Regions from separate parts of the Homo sapiens genome. Here region 1 is linked to region 2. The links are chromatin loops, found by intact Hi-C in ENCODE. Cell type or tissue: endothelial cell of umbilical vein. All regions are shown on one strand.

Region 1 (2,500 bases), 290 kb after region 2:
GGAGAAGTGGGGAAAAGAGGCAGTAGATAAACCAGGAGGGCTTGGGCCTTGGCCTAGAGAACTGGTGAAAGAGGCTTTTGTTGCTGTTGTGAAACGGGCCCCATTCAAGTCTTCCCTGCTCCCTGAAGCATCTCCAGCCCACTCTGGTGTTTACATCTTCTGAGTTCTGAATTCTGGTCCAGATCTCTTCCCTGAGCTCCACCCTCATCAATCTGATCTCCACCTTGGTGTCTAGTAGATATCTCCAATGCGTCTGACCTTCCCCAACCCTATGTAAGCTCTATGAGGCAGAGATTTGGTGTTGGTTTGTTCACTGCTGTATCCCAGAAGCATGCTTGGCACCAAGCAGACATTCAATAACTATTAGTTGAGTGGATGAATTAATAAACTCCTGTAGCAGCAACAGGCAAGAGTACACAATATGCTTTTACTGCATTGGAATGCTGATGTTTCCTGCTTGTTTAATTTTCCCAGCAGAACTGCAAAAACCCTTTAAGATCAGGGATGCTGTGCTTTTATATTCCTGTTGGCGTTTAGCACACAGCTGTGCCCATTGGTGATTTGTTGACTGATTAAACAGCAAGTCCCACCAACAGTACAAGCTCATGGCTAAAGCCACCTTTCTCAAAGAGTAGGAATCACATGCTAACTCAAGAAAAAAAATATGTTAATTCATATCCACAAACTTCTAAGCACTTCAGCTTGGGCCTTGTGTCATCTTAGTGGTATAATAGTTTTCCTATGTTTGATTCTTGTCCTCTTTAATAGAGTACGTCTCATTTACACATCTGGATTTTAAGCAGAGTTTTTGAGTCTTACTCTCCTCCTATCAGGCCTTCAGTGGCTCACCAGCACGATGTGAGCACACATGAGAAGCTCAGCCCACTCCTGCCTGTAGGCTTCTGACTTTGATTAAAGATAGAGGCCATGCAGTGCTGGAAGCCCCTTGCATACTATGATACAAATCCTTCAAATCCCTGCTAGGCTGAAAGATGGGGTTCTGATTTGCTGCTAGTGACATCACCCTTCTGGTAACCTTCCTCTCCAGATGTGCCTCTGCTCTGTTTATCTTAGAGCCTCATTTCACAGCAGCAAGAAGACACAACAGGAAGCCAATGTCTGAAGCTGTTCCCATCCATGCCAGTTTCTCATAGCCTGTCTTTGACACAAGAGCAGCTCAGAGTCAATTATGTTGGATTCATTCACTAGGAACTTTTTCCCACCAGAGTCCTTGTTGTGGGTGGAGCAGTCTTTTGTTCTAGCTGGTTTGCTGTCTCTGTGGAATTGCTATCAGAATGGCTGTTTGCTATTGGAATGACTAAGAGCTGCATCATTGCTACGTTAGGAAGCAATTATCTGAAAACAAATTCATTTTCTGAGTCATCTAGCCGATTTAGCCTGTGCCACTCTTTCCCCCTTCCACCCCCTAACATTTCACCAGTTAAACAACTAAAATGTCCTCCTATTCATACCTCCTGCTCTATTTGTCAGGAGATTATATATCTGGTTTAGATGGATCAACAGAGTTATTACTTTTCCCTGTGTTACTCAGTCTGTCCTATTCTAATCCTAGATTTATTTTCGAAAGACACATGGTTTTCTGGATTATTTTATCTGGCTTTCACTCCTTTGTGTGCTAGGTGACTAACATTGCACTCATGAGCTCAGCATCCTTGCTTCCTTCTTTCTGCCTTGTTTTAAAGGTATAATATTTTCACATCTTCTTCATATTGCGTATTTGTTTCCTGTGACTGCAGTAACAAATTACCATAAACTAGATAGTTTAAAACAACAGAAATATATTCTCTCACTGTTCTGGAAGCCAGAAGTCTGAAATCTGTATCACTGGTGGAAGCGAGCTGTCAGCAGGGCTGTGGGCCTTTGGAAGGCTCTAGGGAGAATCTGCTTCTTGTCCCTTCCGGCTCCTGGTGGCTGCTGGCTCTCCTTGACATGTGGCCGTATTATTCTAATTTCTGCCTTGGTGGCCACGTTGCCTCCTCTCTTGCTGTGCGTCTAATCTCCCTTTGCCTGGCTTGTGCAAGGACACTTGTGATGGTCCACCCAGATAATCCAGGATAATCTCCCCATGGCAAGATCCTTAAATTAGTCACATACACAAAGCCCGTTTTTCCTTATACAGCAACATTTACAAGTGCTAGGGATTAGGGACTGCTATCTCTGGATGACCATTATTCAGCCAACCACACTTTCAATTCCCTGCTCTCCACAATGCACAGAATATTTTGTATGTAGATTAAAAAGTTGGTGAGGAAGATAAGGGAAGAAAGAGCAAAAGAAAGGAAATAGAGGATAGTCAAAGAGGATTTTTTTGTAATCCTAGCGCTTTGGGAGGCCCAGGAGGGTGGATTTCCTGAGCTCAGGTGTCCGAGACCAACCTGGGCAACCCAGTGAAACCTCATCTCTACTAAAAGACAAAAAAATAGCCAGATGTGACGGCGTGCGCCTGTAGTCCCAGCTACTCGGGAAGCTGAGGCAGGAG
Region 2 (2,500 bases):
GCATTGATCTCACTGTGCCTGGGTCTCACCTTGCCCTTGATTTTCTCCCTAAGTTCTCAGAAGAGCTCAAGAAGTCTGTCATGTGTTTTCTTCTCATTGTTTTTCAACTTTCAAAGCAAATTTATCTAGAATCACACATTTGGTCCTTTGTGAACTTATTTCCTAACTAATAAACTTCACCTTTTTCTGTATTCCCTTTTCTTTAATAGGTTATTGCAGTAGTGAATTAGTTTCCTAATAAAAAAGACTGTGCAATGACATTGCATTATGTTTGGATCCTTTTAACAGATTTTGTGTTGAACAAAGCAAGACGTTATTTTATTTCTTTTTCTTCCTTAATTAAAAGTATTGAGCAAACTTTGTATCTTGCAAATATGTAGAGGGGATCTTTTAGTTAGCACAAACAATAAAGAAAACTAATTTTATTTGTTTTATGCCTTGGGTATCTATGAAAGGGTTAGAAAAAGTGAACCAGGGCATGGCGCTGCTCAGTATTTCTAGTATCTGTCTTTAAGGTGGTTTGAATGCATTTCTTTCACTGGCCTGCCTGTCCTCTGAATTTACTCCTAGCACTGCTGATGGTTCTTCAGAACTCAGGAATCGTGTTGCATGCATTGTTTCTACCCACCTGAGATGGTTGGAAACCCTGAGGCAATGACAGGGACCCCAGAATCCTTGGGAAATTACCCACTGTCTAATTTAAAGGTAAAAATTTAGAATGCTGCTTTGGATATTGCTATTTCCTAAATGTGCATATCTTAAAAGCATTGCTTTCAGTACTGCCGATTTTCTCATAAGTAGATTGTTTTTATAATCACAAAAACATATTTTTATCTTGAAAAACATACAGTCTTTGAAAGCTTTTTAAAAGGCTGTTCACCACTGGCTCTTCCACTCCTGAAGTTTAAGAAACAAAATTTTCATTCCCAAAGCTGTCTTTTCTGGTCATTGCTCAAGTGTGCTGTGCAGCACCCAGAGAAGACTGCATAAGGGAGCCTAGCTGTTATTCTGAAGACAGTACCTTTTTTATTGTTGTCGTTGTTGTTATTAAGAAAGCAGAGACTAGTTAAAGCTAATACAGACACAGCACGGAGTTAGCTAGTTCTTTCTGTTCAAGCAGCTTAGCCTCCCGCTATTAGAATAAATACTTGTTGACTGGGGACCCACTTGATTTCAAAGAGGATTCCTAGTATAGGAAGGGCTAGATATTTTTAACAGTTTTTTCTGAGGAATCAACACTTAATACTGAAGATTAATTAGAAAGAAACTTAGACTATCTACACACACTATAGGCTTTTCATCGGTAAGAAAATGGAGGGCGGCATGGTTTCTTAGGCTAACTGTAGTCTAGGAGCTGTGTGCGTGATCCTAACACTCATTATTATTCTTCCCCTGCTCCCCAGCGTGCGGGCGCCGCAGAATGAGGAGTGGCGAGCCGGCCTGCACCATGGACCAGGCCCGCGGGCTGGACGACGCGGCGGCGCGGGGCGGTCAGTGTCCGGGACTGGGGCCGGCGCCGACGCCGACGCCTCCCGGCCGCCTGGGGGCGCCATACTCCGAGGCCTGGGGCTACTTCCACCTGGCGCCGGGGCGCCCCGGGCATCCGTCGGGCCACTGGGCCACCTGCCGTCTGTGCGGGGAGCAGGTGGGCCGCGGCCCGGGCTTCCACGCGGGGACCTCGGCGTTGTGGAGGCACCTGAGGAGCGCGCACCGGCGGGAGCTGGAGAGCAGCGGCGCCGGGAGCTCCCCACCTGCCGCGCCCTGCCCGCCGCCGCCCGGCCCCGCTGCGGCCCCCGAGGGCGACTGGGCGCGCCTGCTGGAACAGATGGGCGCGCTGGCCGTGCGCGGCAGCCGGCGGGAGCGGGAGCTGGAGCGGCGCGAGCTGGCCGTGGAGCAGGGCGAGCGCGCCCTGGAGCGGAGGCGGAGGGCGCTGCAGGAGGAAGAGCGCGCCGCGGCCCAGGCGCGCCGGGAACTGCAGGCCGAGCGGGAGGCGCTGCAGGCGCGGCTGCGGGATGTGAGCCGCCGTGAGGGCGCCCTGGGCTGGGCCCCCGCTGCGCCGCCGCCGCTCAAGGACGACCCCGAGGGTGACAGGGACGGCTGCGTCATCACAAAGGTCCTCCTGTAGGGGTGTGGCCACTTCCCCACCCCAGGACAGCGCTTCTCCGTCCAATGCCAATGCCTTCAGACCCCGCTGGGACCGAAGCCGTAACCGAAGCCAGGCCCGCAGCCGCTACTCACTCGGAAGCTCCAGCTAACTGTAGGATCTTCCACACCCTAAGGCTTCAGCTTGAGAAGCACTTCGAAGCCAGAGCAGAACCAAAACTCACTTCCATGGGGTCACCGGGGGTGCCTGGGCGGCCTTTCGTGGGCATGCACGCAAGGAATTGGGGTGGCACACGGGACACCCGAGAGCTCCAGGAGCCCCGTGAACCCAGACCACCCAGTGCCATGGCCACTTAGGGCTGGGAACCCGAACCTGGTGACTTTGAAAGGATAGAGC

The links. Hi-C counts contacts between places; a loop is a spot of excess contacts. Peaks named below come from ENCODE experiments on the same cell type or tissue, not always from the same donor. Only the 100,000 strongest peaks of a DNase experiment are listed, where the experiment ranks them.
Region 1: a loop joins it to region 2, with 6 times the contacts of the local background. A loop is called at or near these places in 2 of 110 quality-filtered maps.

The regions. Positions count from the first base shown.
Region 1 is chr5:76,789,621-76,792,120 of GRCh38, reverse strand. No RefSeq gene overlaps it. Among named protein-coding and RNA genes, the nearest start is that of F2RL1, 28 kb to the left of the region's middle. In endothelial cell of umbilical vein, no CTCF peak of the experiment used is centred here; DNase peaks (open chromatin) are centred at 480 and 1,180; H3K27ac peaks cover 2,500 bases.
Region 2 is chr5:77,076,799-77,079,298 of GRCh38, reverse strand. It overlaps ZBED3 (zinc finger BED-type containing 3), which reads left to right. Exons shown (of 3, transcript NM_032367.4): 2 at 571-705; 3 at 1,404-2,500. The coding sequence starts at 1,421. The coding sequence ends at 2,125. Among named protein-coding and RNA genes, the nearest start is that of SNORA47, 2.5 kb to the left of the region's middle. RefSeq lists a silencer at 1,452-1,861. In endothelial cell of umbilical vein, a CTCF peak has its summit at 1,556 (motif pointing right); DNase peaks (open chromatin) are centred at 1,518 and 1,868; H3K4me3 peaks cover 869 bases.